Regions from separate parts of the Homo sapiens genome. Here region 1 is linked to region 2. The links are chromatin loops, found by intact Hi-C in ENCODE. Cell type or tissue: PC-3. All regions are shown on one strand. Region 1 overlaps GALNTL6 (polypeptide N-acetylgalactosaminyltransferase like 6). Region 2 overlaps GALNTL6 (polypeptide N-acetylgalactosaminyltransferase like 6).

Evidence for each region. Peaks named below come from ENCODE experiments on the same cell type or tissue, not always from the same donor. Only the 100,000 strongest peaks of a DNase experiment are listed, where the experiment ranks them.
Region 1: a loop joins it to region 2, with 2.8 times the contacts of the local background. A loop is called at or near these places in 3 of 110 quality-filtered maps.

The regions. Positions count from the first base shown.
Region 1 is chr4:172,847,352-172,855,351 of GRCh38, forward strand. The region is part of intron 7 of GALNTL6 (polypeptide N-acetylgalactosaminyltransferase like 6); the gene reads left to right. Among named protein-coding and RNA genes, the nearest start is that of GALNTL6-AS1, 120 kb to the left of the region's middle. In PC-3, no CTCF peak of the experiment used is centred here; a DNase peak (open chromatin) is centred at 3,690; H3K27ac peaks cover 1,812 bases.
Region 2 is chr4:172,993,586-173,001,585 of GRCh38, forward strand. The region is part of intron 10 of GALNTL6 (polypeptide N-acetylgalactosaminyltransferase like 6); the gene reads left to right. Among named protein-coding and RNA genes, the nearest start is that of GALNT7, 170 kb to the right of the region's middle. In PC-3, no CTCF peak of the experiment used is centred here; a DNase peak (open chromatin) is centred at 3,186; H3K27ac peaks cover 1,874 bases.

The sequences.
Region 1 (8,000 bases), 150 kb before region 2:
TTTTTAAAATTCATATTTTCATATTTCTTCCACCCAGGTAGACAAAGTTAAGACACGTGCACAAATGAGAAAGTTTGTACTGATCAATTTTTTTGTAAACAGAAGATGAATTTTCTCTGTGTATGCTTGTGTGTATATGTTTATATATATATTTATTATTATTTTATTCTAAGTAATTCCGTTGCTGAAACATTTAATCCTACTTTTTCTGTTTAAGTTGCTATATTATTCCCAAAGGTTGTGATGGATGAATTTATTCAGCAGACATTCACTGTGTTCCCGTATGGGCCAGGCACTATCCTAAGTATTAGGAATTGGGTGAGCAAATGAGACATTCTCTGCCCTCATTAAGTTTTCAGTCTAACAAAGAAGATGAACATTCATGTAATCTTCACATAAGTATCTTTTTATATTGCCTCACTTTTTTGAGGGTATGAGGACATCTATGTAAATCAGTTTCCAAACTTACAAGACATGAGGGATCCCTAAACTCCCAGGGAGAGTGCACAACTAGGGGTCTTAAGATTGGGTTTTCACCCAGCTTTCTTCCTCTACTAACCATTAAGTATGAGAGCTACTTAGAGCTCAGTCTGAGAGACCCTCTATCTACATACACCTCACCCTCCCCATAGGCAATTGTATTATGTACATCTAGAAGCTTTAATCATTATGTATACAAAGGTGAAGGTGACACCCATGTTTATGTCTTAGTCCAAAATTTTTTTTGAACTAGATTTCTTTGGATTGGATTGACATATCCTACAAATGACTTGGCTTCTTCTCTTGGGATATCTTTAAATCATCTCAAAAGTTATGACCTATGTCTCGTGTACATGACCCTGAAAACCTGCTCCTCTTCCAGAAGAAATACTACTTCACTGAAGCTTTTCAGATCTGAGCTTAAATGTCACCTCCCTAGGGTAGACTCATCTAAGCATCCTTCCTGTCATTACCTTCTTTTATAACAGCCCGTGTTTCCTTTTCATTGACCTGTATTTATTACAAGTAATAATTCTATACTCGTGTGAATATTCATGTAATTAACATAATAATATATAAATATTTTCAGAAAGCTCTGAGTATAATGGAGCTGCTATTATAGCCTCAATATTTCTTAGAATAGACACTTAAGAAAAATATTAGCTGGATGAATGAATAGACAGGGGAAACGTCTCAGTTATCTGGATTCAGACCCTTCTGGGAAAAGAGAAGTAGTTGCTGGTTTCTTTGGCTCTCTGAGCAAGTTTAAGACCTCATCTTGAGTCAACAAGAAGTCTGGCACAGCCAAGAGAGTTAGGGGATAGCTGGAAAGGATGCCACTATCTAATGCACATTAAAAGGGTTATTTTTAAGGTTCTCCAACCTTGTCCTCCAAATAACTCATTCTGAGAACTTCTTTGGACTGCAAGGCAAAAGTTACTGGAAATGATAGGGAGTAAGGGTTCTTCTCCAGCTGCCAGTGGAAACAGATGTTAGAACTTCCTGGACATGGTTTGCCACTCTAGCAGAAGCTACTGGAAGACTGAGAGCAGTTACCATCTGAAAGGAGCAGCCACTGTCATTTGTTTTCAACAAACACCACAGAGAGTAGCTGCCAGTGAGAATCTTCATCATTAAAATGGTCACTGAAAGTCTGCTTCAGAAGCCACAGCTGAGGGAAGCCACCACCAAGAAATACTGTTGGGTGCCATCCCCATCCCCTGAAAGCAACTAAAAGGAAAAAACGTTAACAAGTTGAATTGGGGGAGATACCAAGATTTCAGTCCTTGTCCCTATCTTAGTTTATGTTATTTTACTATTGACCTGTAGGACAAGACAGATTTCAGTTCTTTCAATATAATCCTCTTTTTGTAAAAGGAAGACAATTTTTCAAAGGAAACTTGATGAAGATTGAGAGCCAAAATATCTGAAGAAGGGCTCACATTAATTCTCAGGATATTGAACAAGACACTAGCTCATAGAATCCCAATTGAAGGTGCACCTCAGAAAATAACAAAAGAAAGTGAAAAAATGTCTCATTCAAAATGAGGGAGAAATAATCAAATAGACTCTGAGCATTAGTTCTGTAAATGTAAGACTGACTTATTCACCATTGTGGCCCAAGAGTTCTTAGAATAGGCTCTCAAAAAATGTTGAATGAATGAATGAATGAATGGGAGAGTAGATGGATGAATGAGCAAATGAATGGCATCCATTTACCTTAAGATATATTAACTAAGAATAGAAAATATGATTCACTTTAAGTAAACACAAATAAAGTGAATGTGTTGAACAAGCCAGCTATAGTTTACAATATGATAATATTTATTTCCCCCAAATAAGACACTTTCTATTTTTCTATGTTTTTAAGTTTTTATGTAATAAAACAATAATTTATCTTGTTTTTAATCTACATGCAAAACCTAGAGGTCTATCACAGAGAGTTTGTCAAACTGTTTGATTTGTCGTGCTGACAAGGAATCATTGAAACAATTTTTTAAGAAAAACAGGTTAGGTACAGCATGAGAGTATGTGTGAGGCTGAGGCAACGGAGAAGGAAACCATATGCTCACTCAGGTTGTCGAGAATCTTTAACACTTGGCAAAAATGTCACTTAATTTCTTGCTGGAAAGGTGCGACCTCCTAAAGTCTTTCCTCTTCATACTACGTGAGAGCATCTTTTGGAAGGGAAACCATGGATTAATCTTACTTGATCTGGCATATTTGGGTTTGGGAGTTTTTTAGGCAGTCCTAAAAGCCTAGAAGATGAAAAGAATGAGGGCCAGCAGCTGTCTACAGGACAGAGCACTGGACAGAAGCAAACATGGACCTCCTAGCCCTCACATCACCTTACTGTGAGTCTCCTTGGCATCTTGTGTAGGACAAGGTATATTTAAGATTATTGGTCTTTCAGTATTATCTTCAAGAAGAGAAAATAACAATTGGCCACAGGGAAATATGATTGAATTGGAGGTTCATAAACTTTGTTAGACTCAAGTTAAAAGAGATCACTTATAGAACCAGTCTATAGAGCAGGATAACTATGGATTACACTTGACAAAGGAGTCCAGAATATATAGGGTAATAACTTTTCTTAAAATCCTAAAACATATGTGTATTAGAAAGGGAAAAACAAACTGTTTTTTCTTCTACATTCACGCTTATCACGGAATACTTCACCGCTTGGTCACTAAAATATACGGGAATTTCTCCTCACCAACAACCAATTCTCCAGTAGACTCCAGATGGGCGTCCTGTGATTCTACTGATTCTGACACTATCTACCTGGAGATAGCACCAGATCCAACAGGTGAAAAGCTTAGTCCCACAAGACTGTCTCCCACTTCAGACACCAATCACAAGTCTTATGTTGTAACCTGTACTTCCTACTAGCCAGCAATAAGTTGAGAATTCCCATGACCCCTTTTACGGGTTCTATTACTTTGCTAGTAAGGCTCATAGATCTCAGGGAAAGATTTTCCCTATGTTTACCCATTTATCATAAAGGATATTACAAAGAATACAGCTGAACAGCCAAATTAAAAGATGTGTAGGGCAGGGGACAGGGGAAGAGGCAGGGAGCTTCCATGTCCTCAGGTGCACCATCTTCTAAGCACCACATGTTCAGTGATTCAGAAACTCTCTGAAACCACATGGTTCAGGATTTTTTATGGCAGTTTCATCACATAGGCATGACTCATTATTAACTCAATTTCCAGCCCCCCTTCCTTCTCCAGAGAATGGGGGTGGGGCTGAGTTTTAAGTTTCAAGCTTCTAATCGTGGCTCAGTCTTTCTGGTGACCAGCCCCCATTCAAGTGTTGCCCTTTAGAACAAAGGAATCTACTATCACCCATGAAATATCAAGGGATTTAAAAGCTCTGTGTCAGATGCTCCTGTTCCTCAGGAAATTACACAGGTCTTAAAAGCTCTGTGTCAGGACCTGGGATCAAAGACCAAATATTAGAACCTAAGATTCTCCTAGCACCCTTATGGCTCAGGAAATTACAAGGGTTTAGAAGCTTTGTGCCAAAAATCAGGGGCAGATTATATATATATGTATGTATGTACTTACATATATATATATATACACACACACACATATATATATCACACATATATATCACGCATATATACATATATATATCATTATTTCACAATATATGACTACTGTCACAACTACTCACAAATAAAGACGTGTGCTTCAGTTCACTAACTAAAATCAAGAACCTTCTTTAAGGCCAGGATCACATATTTATTATAACTTGGACAGGTATGGCCACAAGCCATACTGTTTCTGTAGCAATGGGATCGTTGAGAATGCACAGAAGATAAAAGGAAGTTGGGCAATGACTTCATTATAGGATCAGTCACAAGTTGGAGACAAAGAAACCCAGTTTAGTTTCCAAAAGGGCAAAGCATATTCTGGTTTGATTCACCCACATTGGCATCCAAAGAGACTCATCTTGTCAGGGGTAGGGAGAGAGTGCTGGGTCACAGCAACATGAGTTCTAAGTAGCCCCAATATTTAAGGTGTTTAGATAGTGTTCAAATGACAAGATTCTGGATGCTCTGCCTGATTAGACCAGGACAGCAGCCAGCTGGTGGTAGAGAGGCAAAGAAGGTTTAGGTAACCAAGGAGAAAGGACAGCAAAATCTCAACCCCAGCCAATCTGAGCCATCTTCAGGTTCAGGGAATACTCTAGTCCTAGCCTTGGCAAGTGTGACAGCTTCAGGATTTTCCACATAAGAAGTGTCTAGGCATTGCCCACTGGTTGGGGACTTGTCTTAAAGCTACATTTACAGAGCATATTAATTACAGTAACCCTAGTAGCTTCTATAGTAAACCCCAAAACCTCAGCAGCTCAGCATATTCGAAGTGTTTTTTCACTCTAATTCCAACTGAGTGTTTCAGGGGCAGCCTTATTTGAGGGGCCTACATTTGAGTCCCAGGTTCCTTCCATTTTGAGACTGCATCAGCCCCTGTAGCCTCAGAGTGTTCATTTGTGATAGTGAAGGGAAAGATGATGTGGTAGATCACATGGAAAAATTAGCAGGCCAAGACTTGGAAATACATTACCTCTGCCCACATCCCGTTGACTTAAATTCAGTCACGATCACAACTAAGCAAGACAGTGCTAGGATAGAGAGTTTCTGGGTGAGCAGCCACCTTCCAGCAATAACTCTACACTGTGAAAGGGGGACATAAGTTTTTGGTGAAAACTAGCAGTCTTGCAGCATTGAGTTTACCTAGAGTATATGTTTATTCGGGGTAAGGGAGATTTGACAATGAGAAGTCAGTGGATCATAGAGATAGTAAGTGATAATAAAACTGTTTTCCGGAAAGGCAAGAACACTAATGTGTTTATATACATAGGACTATTATAAATTTTTGTAGGTTGGATTTTTCATTAGCACCTTGGTATTGTAATGGAGTTATAGGAACTAATACCATGTTGCTGATAAAGAAACCGGATCAAAAAAAGAATGAGTACCAAAAATGATATAAGTCCAGTTGCACCTATCCCATGGGTGTGTTATGATAAACCATGATTTAAAGAAGAGCCAAGGAAAAATCACATAAAAATATATATACTAGAGGAGGGAGAAAAAATTAACACTTATTGAACAATTACTTTAGGTTAAGTACTAAGCTGGACCTGTCAGTTACCCAGTGCTATGTAATCCAATTTTCACAAAATTAACGACTTAAACAACACCCATTTATTATCTCATGGTTTCTGCAGGTCAGGAGTCTGAGCACATCTTAATGGGATGCCCCGCATAGGGTTTCACAAGGCTGCAATCAAGACACAGGCCAAGGTTGTAGTCCCATCTGAAGCTCAGCTGGGAAAGTATCCATTTGCAAGCTTACTCAGGTTGTTGAAAGAATTCAGTTCTGTGTGACTGAAAGCTTCAGCTTTTTCTGGGTGTTAGCTGGTGAGCACCCACACTTCCTTGCCATGAGGGGTGCCCCAACATAGTCACTTGCTTTCTTCAGCAAGAAGAGAGAAATTCCAGCAAGCTACATAAGGCTATCTGAGGTAACATAGTCACATAATCACATCGTGTACCTCCTATCAACATCACTGTATCCTCTTTAAAACAGTCTGGATGGCCCACACTCATCTTCCCACTATGCAGTTTGACAAAGTTGTCTTTAAGGTTCCACCTTCACCTCTGCATTTGGGTGTCCCAGGCTTTCGTACTGATTCTTGCAAAGATGGTCATGAATATCTGAGCTCTCAGGATAGCACCTCATATTTGGAGGCCTTAACTCTTCCCCAACAACCCATTCACTCATTTAACTGCCTTACAAAGTGACTGACTAGCTAATCAGATCAACTGAATTGTGCTAATAGCTTATTGCATTCTGCCACTGAGGTAACATATTTGTATTGTTGAAAGGGCATTACAAGAGAGAATACCTGCCAGATTTATATTCCTAATATAATTTTTATGTCTTTGCTTTATGGAAACCTGCTTTCCAAAGCAGGTCTGCCAAATATTCTATGTAGTATTGGCAAAGTAATTTAGACTCTTCATAAAATGAGGAGAGAAGATTCAATGACCTCTAATATCCTCTCCAACTCTATGTTTTTATGTTTTTGTTTTATTCTTTTCTCAGTAACCTCCAATAACTTCATACAAGGCAATTGCCAAACTGCTCTCCAGGCATTCAAGATCCAATGTAATCTGGCCCAAATTTTCCTTCCTAGATGTATTCACTGCAGGTATTCTATATTTAAGGCAAACTGTCTTACTCAAGTATACCACATGCATTCACTCCCAGAATGCTTCTCCTTTTCCTCATTGCATTTCCTTGTCCTACCTTTCTTCAAGCCAAGAGGAAGACTCCCCTCCTCGTTGACACCTTCCCATCCACTTTGGCCCATATCCTACTCTAAATTCTGGTAACTACTCAATCTCCACACTCGGTGGGCCTTTGGTTTGTCTAAGTTTCCTGTGACTATTTAATTTTAAGCTCTTTCAGCACAGAAAATGTCTACTGTATTTTTGTATATGTCATAGAATATAAGTATAAATAGTTTGAATTCAAAAAAATCTTTATTAAGCAAATATAAACCAAAGAATTAAAATGGATGGTAAATTTCAGCCAGCTGTGTGAGTTAGAGGGGAAGATGTATGGAGCCTTTTATGTTTTTATAAGAATATACATCATTATACATTGCTGTATGCTCTCCTGACAGAGACAGTTTCAACACCCTATACTCATCCTATCAGAATAGCCTAAATTTTCCCATCTCCCAAAAGTCACTCCTTTCAACTAGAATGTCTTTCCCCATTCTATATCCAATTGTAAAAAAAACCCTCTCCATTCTTCAAGGCCAAACTAAATTTCTCCTTCTTCTATGAAAATGTTCCTGACCTTCTAGTTGAAATTAACTCTTTCTCCTTGTTATTGCTTTTTCACTTTCTGTTGGTGTTGTACTATAGTGAGTTATATGCCTCTCCAAGTCATCGCAACTAGACGGTAAACTCTTTAAAAATGGGAAGTACTTCTATCATGTTTTTCTTTTGTACCTTTCAGAATACCAGGACAGATCCTGCTGTAAGTAGTAGGTGGTAAAATAACAGTAGGTGGCAAAATAACAGTAGGTGGTAAAATAATATTTATGAAATTGACTTGGGAAAGATGCCTCAGTAAATCTAGAACACATTTTTACAAAAAGTGACTGATGCCTTACTGAGCTTTCTTCTACAGACAGAATTTAAAATAATCCATCATCTAAGTTCAAGCAAAGCTATGTTTTATTTAAAACAAAAACAAAAAGCAAAAGAACCCACCTGAAGAGAGCAAATTATGCAAGTGGAAAGCTAGTCAGGATCCTGAGAACTTTGAGGTGAAAAAAAAAAAAAAAGAAACACACAGAGAATGGTTTTACAAATAGTTTTCCTAAAATGTGATTCACATACCACTGTGGTGCTTAAGTTTGTCTAAGTGGTAGAAATTTACAGTTTTTATTTTTAGTATTTTGTATTTATTTTGATTGTAATGGAA
Region 2 (8,000 bases):
ATATGGCCTGGACTGGCTGATTAGGTTGTGCATGCAATGGGGCTAATTAGAACTAGAACTAGACTACTGTTCGCTTCCCTCAAAACCTCTTTTGTTTTGCTCTGTTATCATTTTGTTTTGTTCTGTTCTGCTTTATTTTCAGGGAGAAATAATCTCACTGTCTTCCCAAGAAAGGATAAATCTTGGCTTTTCCGGGCATGGTGGCACATGCATGTACTCCCAGCTACTCGGGAGGCTGAGGCAGAAGAATCACTAGAACCCAGGAGGCGGAGGTTGCAGTGAGCCGAGATTGTGCCACTGCACTCCAGCCTGGGCAACAGCAGAGAAACTCCATCTCAAAAACAAACAAACAAAAAAAATATTGGCTTTTGACACCCACCCTTCATATCACAGTCCGACCAAACCCCAACCCGTTCATTGTCAGAACTATCCACTCATTGAATCTAGCATGATTCATTGCATCCACAGTAAGAAATTTGAGGAGGGAGATTAAATAAAATGCTTAAATGAGAAGCACGTATGAGATTTTTCAGAAAGCTGACTGGAGCATTCACATATTATCAGATTACTACAATAACTGTTGTATAAGATGGTGCCCTGGGTAGCATTTCTGATGTCACTGGTTTGGAAGGAGTATATTTGCTTTTTTTATAGAAAATATCAATCAGTTTTCCCTATCAGTTTTGCATGAATTTTCCTTGCTACAGGAAACAGTGATGGACTGCTGGTCAGTGTGACTTGGAACTTTAAGGCTAGACCTTTGAAATTCAACAGTTTAGGTCCCCATTAGTTTGATTTTAGAGCAGGAGTTAAGAAATAGTTTGAAGATGTATTTTTACCACACCTCAGCTGTGAGCTCCACAAAACAGAAAGGCCATTGCTTTATAATTTAAGGCTCACAGAGAAATATTTCAGGGAAGTAGTTATACCATGAAATACTTTACAAATGTTACATTACAGTTTCATATGCCAAATGAAATTTGACATTTTCACCTTTGTTCCCCTTAAAGAGCCAAGTCATCTCTTTTAATATGTTGAATGTGTTTAGCAGTGCTGACATTCGCAATAGATAACCCAGACCGTGAATTATTTTACCTGAAAATAAAGACAATTTGCAGGCCTTCCTTAGAAGACCGGCTATTACACTCAAGAATGGGCTCAAGAGAATCTACTTCTCTAGAGAACTTGAAAAGCCCCATGGGTCTCAGGGGTTTTGCTGCCATCCTGTCCAGGGCTAAAAGGTCATATCCTCAGAACCAGTCCCATGATTTTGATTGCAGGTCTTCATGGACTAATGGTCCTGAATCTTACACAGAGCTTAACAACTGTATATTAGACCATATTTTCAACCTGCTCACATTTCAACCATCTGACCTGACTTCAAAGGGAGAATTATTTTATCTAGACACCATATTGTGTGAGTAGTTTTTCAAGTACTAAAAATTTGCTTTATCTTCAAAGCCTGTGACTATGGCCCTTGGCTTTGAGGATAATATTGGAAGTGGCTTTTCATGATTGTACTAGAACCAGAGCAAATCTTAGATTTATTGGCAATTCATATATGAATCCAACCATTGGGAGAAGTGTTTATATTCATAAAATAGCACTCTAGAAAAAAAATGACAGGAATATTAAATGTGGAGACATTAGTTAAAAGATCAGCTGCTTACCCCGCACAGTGTGGTTCAGTGAAAATACAGCTGCATGCCATTTTCTGACTGATGATGCAGGAAATATGATGACCAGCCACGTCCAGCTTGCAGGCCACTTGAGGTTTCTTCCCACAATCTGGGAGTGGAAGGGGGCCACACTGTCTCCACAGCACATAAGCCAACTTCTGTGGCTTTCCTTCAAAGCAGCATTCCCTGCTTTTAAATATCTTGACGCAGGTTCAAGTGGAGCACAGGAACTGCTATTCCCGTAGATTCTTTCTCCCACAGAATACTGAAAACTCATGAACTCCTGACTTAAAGTACCTTTCAGGATTTTCAGTTATCCTTTTGATGAGTTTCTCTGCAGATATTCTTGAAGTCTCACGGTGAAGTTTTCTATCAGATCTCATTTTCTCTCCTCTTGTGCACCCTTAATTTACTTATCTGAGTTTTGTAAATTGTAGGGAGAAAAAGAAGAGCTAAAGTAAACTTGTTCATCTCCTAAGTTACTTCTTATAACTGTTTTAAATGCCTGCTTTCATGTTTCTGACATGCCATGCTCTTTTGTCTCATAACAAATATTTGAATAACTCATTTCAAAACATAACATTGTCACCTGAGTTTTCAAAAACCCTTGGTCAGCCAAGCTGGCTTTTGGTTATTTCCTCACCTGACCACGCCTCTGTTCCAACAGGGCACTCATGAGAGAATCTATAACAAAACACTTCTTTCCTTGACTTTATGAAATCACAGCACAAAAACCTAAGAAAAAAATTTAACTGTGGTAGAATGATTTATATTCCTTTGGATACATACCCAGTAATAGGACAAATGCATGATATGTTCATTGCAGCACTATTCACAATAGCAAAGACATGGAATCTATCTAAATGTCCATCAGTGACAGATTGGATAAAGAAAATGTGACACACACACACACACACACACACACCATGGAATACTATGCAACCATAAAAAAAATGAGATCATGTCCTTTGCAGGGACATGGATGAAGCTGGAGGCCGTTATCCTTAGCAAACTAACGCAGGAACAGAAAATCAAATATTACATGTTCTCACTTACAAGTGGGAGCTAAATGATGAGAACACATGGATGCATAGAGGGGAACAGCACACACCGGGGGCTATGGGAGGGTGGAGGGTGGGAGGAAGGAGAGATCAGGAAAAATAACTATTAAATACTAGGCTTGGTATCTGGGTGACAAAATAATCTGTACAACAAACCCCCATGACACAAGTTTACCTATATGACAAACCTGCACATGGACCCCTGAACCTAAAATAAAGTTAAAACTTTTTTTAACTTAAAAGAAGAATTAATAGTTTCGGAGGGCTCTCATTCTCATGTGATCAGAAAAACACAAATTGTTCCATATGCTCTGTTTACAAAGAGTAAGTCCAAGCTAGCAAAGCTTTCTAATCTTCAAAGATGATATGAGAGGGCAGGAATAAACTTGCACTCAGGCAGAACCAAGTAGAGTGATGTACCCCTGGCTGTTGATCACAAGACGAGCTACTTTCCAGTGAACTGTATGAGTCAGGATGAAGTCACCACTCTTCTGCCATTTTCTAACTTTTCCTTTCAGAAATGGATTTTTTTAAGTCCAGGTTTAAAATCTAGAGCCTCTTGCAAAGGTTAGGAGATGTTTGCTCCTATTGCTACTCCATGGTGCCTTTTCTTGTGCCACCGCAGCCTCCCCTAGAGTCAAGCCACTCATGGGTAACCAGGTCTTCTTCTTCAGTCTTGTATTTTGAAGACTTCATTGTCATGTCTCCATCCCTTGGCAGCCCCGAGTGTTAAAGTGATTTTCTTTCTAACTCCACTTCAGTGTCTCTATCTGTACCAGACTCCAATCCTATTTTTGACTAGGATCACTTCTTTTCTAAACCCAAGGACTCACAGCCTTCTTTAATTTCCATGTGTTTCCTTGAGCTCAGTAAAGCAGTTGCCACAGATTTAACGCCTAAAATGACATTTTTTCCAGTGAATTAGTTATAACCATTACCATTTGCTTGGTAAAAAGAGCCCAGGTCTAGGAATTAGACATGGGTGCGAATCCTGCCTGCTGTCTGCTGGTTGGATAGTACTGGACAAACCACCTACTTTCTCGGAGCCTCAGTTGCAAACGTGAATGAAAACACAGCATGGCGAGAGTGCAGATGAGGAAGTGAAATGATGCCCGTGAAAGCATCCAGTTCAGTAAGAACCTTAATTTATTTTCCTTCTAGCAGAAAAGAGTTGCTTATCCTAACCCCAAAAGGTAGTAGAGTAGCTTATTTATATGAATTTCTCTCTGTGTCTATTTGTGAAAATCAACTTGTTTTTGGCCAGAGATCCTTAACTTAAAACTTTCTATTTTGTGATAATAGACTGGGAAGGGTGAGTGGGGGCAGGGGGAAGGGTGAAGAGATGTGGATTAAAGAGTACAAACATGCAGTAAGATAGAGGGAGTAAATTCAATGTTTGATAACAGAGTGGCATGACTATACTTCATAAAAATGTATTGTGTTTGGGAGATGGACACCGTAAATACCCTGACTTGGTCACTATGCTTTATATGCATGTAATGGAATTTCTCATGTTCCCCATAAATTCACACAAGTAAAAAAGTTTTTGTTTTGATGCCAGACATGTTTCACAAATAATAAAATGCTTAGCTTCAAGTGGCAAGACATGGCTTTAGGAAAAGGTGATTTGAAGCAGAACACATATAAACCTAAGGGCCCTCTGATAATATTTCTGCTGTGGGCTCTTCTTTCTCTTGCATAATGTAAGCCAGCTTCTGAAATGAGTAGTCCCAACAAGTCCCAGGGCAAGAGAGAGATGCCAAAGCAATTACATTTATGGTAAATTCAGAAAAGGAAAATGTGCACAAGATAGGAAGAAAATCTCTGCAGGCATAATTTGAAGGAAAGGCACTAGGTGGTCTCTGCCAGCAGTCATTGGATGTGACTAGCATGGAGCAATTAGAGGTGGAATGGATCTGTTTAAGCAAAAATGGTGTGATGGCTATGAGGCAAAGCCTTAAATAGTGAAAAATCCTATAAGAATCACAAAAGCATTCCTAGTATGTTGCATTTATATGCTGCTTTTAATTTCTACAAGCACTTCACAATTTTTTTATCAGAGTCTCAAATGAATTATGTTAGGGCTTATATGTAATTCTATTCTCAAATATCCCTATCCCCAAAATGTTTATTTTAATTCTGCTTTTCTCCTGTATATATCATTCCCATCACTATCAAGCTTCTTGAAAGAGAAACTTCCATTTGTTGACTCTGTTCACCTTCCATTTTTTTCTCAGTCCTCTTGGCAATCTGTCTTCTACCTTCATTCATGAAACCACAGAAACTGTCCTTTGAAAGGTCTCTGGTGACTTCCTTATTGCCAAATCCAACAGCCTCTCCCTAGGCCTCCCCTACTGGATCCCTCTATGAAATTTGACACTGCAGCTCACCCCTCCCACCTTGAAACTCTTCTCCCAGGCTTCTTTATGATTTCTTCTTATTTTCTCCTTCTTATTTCTAGCTACACTTTCTTTGCTCACTTTCAAAAAAAGTCATTCCCTGGAGTTCCCCCCTCAATCTTCTCAAATTCATTTCTATTCTTTGCTTGAGTGAGATCATGTACTTCTATTATTTCAATTCTTACTCATACGTGGTTGCATCAGTCCAAGTCCAGCCAGAAGACAGAAATCACACCAGTAATTTGAATAGGGACATTTTAATATTAAAAAAAAAAAAAAAACGTTGGCTGGTAAAAGGGGTAAAAGAGGGCTCTAGGGAGTACTGAAGCAGCAACTCCAAAAAACAATAACTATCATTAGGGCTGAGGAATGTGAGCAAGGCAGGAACTTGGAAACTTAGAAGAACTCTCCAACTTTTCCCACGCCAAGGTTGAGATTCAGGCCTCATTTGATGTGGTGTGGCTGTCATATACATGCAGCTTGGTAGTGATAAAGAAACTTGCAGGACATAGCAGCTGCTGCTTATCTCTGAGGGCCACTCCTGCGAGGGCTGCTCTCTTCCACCCCACCCCACATGCCCATTTACTGGCTATCACATGGAAAAACTGTGCATGCGTGCGCACTCACACACACACACGAAAAACCTTCCTCCTGCTCAGCCCTTCCAGTGTCCTTCCAGCACCCTCTATTAGCAAAATTGTATCCACTGACAAAATTGTATCCACTGACAAAGGAGAAATATCTACAGGGTCCATCTTGAGAATCACAAACTAAGGCAAAAAAGGATTTGAAGTTGAAAGGCAAAATATTAGTAGAATATTAGCAAAATATTAGTAGAACAGTAGATAAGAGCATATACCCAAATAGGCATTTCTTACCCTGACCCATCTTCCAAATTTCAGACTTCTAGGTGTCTATATATAGATGTCCCAGAGACACCTCAAACTCAGCATGCCTTCTTTATTATACTCATGGAAACAGTTGTCAAGAGCTGTAATTTTTATTTAAAATGTCTAAACACATATCTTCTTTTGAATACATATTATATATATATATATATAATTTGGATATATTATTTGGATACATTCTATCATTAGTTCAGATTCTCATTGCCAATTAGAACTAGTACCCATTATGACAATTACATAACTCTCCACCTGTCTTTCTCATAATCACCAGAATTTACTGTCTAAAACAAGTTTTTGTTCTCAAAAACATTTAATGATCTTTTTGCCAACAGAACAAGGTCTAAATCCCTTATCTTGATATTTAAGACTCTTCACAAAATGGCACCAATACACTGCCCCAGTCTCATTTCTTACTACATCTTGATACTACTGCTACTACTACTATGAAACATTAACATCTATTGAGCACATAATATGGTCCATACACTAAAACAAATATATGTATAATCTCATTTAATACTCACATCACATTTATGAAGCATTATCCTTAATTTTAAGGAAAAAAACTGAGGCAAAAATAAGTTAAGTTAACTTGCTTAATGCCATGCAGCCCTACTAAATGGTGAAATCAAACTCTGGGCAGTCTAACTTCAGAATATGTGCATTTAACCACTACATTATATGTCTCCCGAAAAATAAATGAGAGTAGAAACACATTTAACAAATGGGTCTAAAGACTCATAAAAAACCACAAAATGTTACTGAAAGAAATTGCATATCTAAATAAATGGAAAAACATCCCATGTTCATGGATTTAAAAACGTGTTATTGTTAAATGGTGATACTACGCAAAGTGATCTACAGATTAGATGCAATCTATCAAAATCTAAATGGAATATTTTGTGAAAATAGAAAAACCCATCCTAAAATTTATATGGAATCTCAAAGGAACCTGAATAATGAAAACAATCTTGAACAAGAAAAACAAAGTTGGAGAACCCACATTTCCTAATTTCAAAACTTAATACAAAGCTACAGTAATCCAAAAAATGTGTGGTACAGGCATAAAGATAGACATATAGACCAAGGGAATCCAATAGATTGCCAAGAAATAAGCCCTCACATGCAAAGTTAATTGATTTTTGACAAGGGTGCCAATATCACTCAATAAGGAATGGACAGTCTGTTCAACAAATGGTGCTGGGAAAACTGGATATCCACTACTAATGGATTGAATTATGTCTCCCCAAAATTTATATGTTGAAATCCTAATCCTTGGTACCTCAGAATGTAACCTTATTTGGAAATCAGGTTATTGCAGATGTAATTAATTAAGATGAGATTATTCTGAGTATGGTGGGCCCCAATCCAATATGATTGGTGTCTTCATAAAAAGGGGAAATTTGGACACCAGCACACACACAAACAGAACATCAAGTGAACATAAAAGCAGAAACCAGCATGATATGTTAACAAGCCAAGGAACATCAAAGATTGCCACAAACCACCAGAAACTAGGAGAGAAGCATATTATGTACTCTCTTTCACAGCCCTCAGGAGGAACCAACCTGCAAACACCTTGATCTTGGTCTTTTAGCCTCCAAAACTGTCAGGCAATAAATTGCTGTAGTTTAATCCACTTGGTTTGTGGTGCTTTCCTTCGGAAGCCATTTCAAACTAATATATCTACGTGCAAAAAAATGAGGTTGTAAAATTTACTTTACACTATACACAAAATTTAATTCTAAATGGACCTAAACATAAGAGCTAAAACTATAAAACTCAGAATAAAACATAGGGGAAAATCTCCATGGCATTGGAATGTCAATGATCTCTTAAATATGACACTAAAGCACAGGCAACAAAAGAAAACAAATAGATAAATTGGACTTCATGAAAGTTAAAACTTTTGTGCATCAAAGGCACAATTGACAGAATGAAAAGGTAACCCAC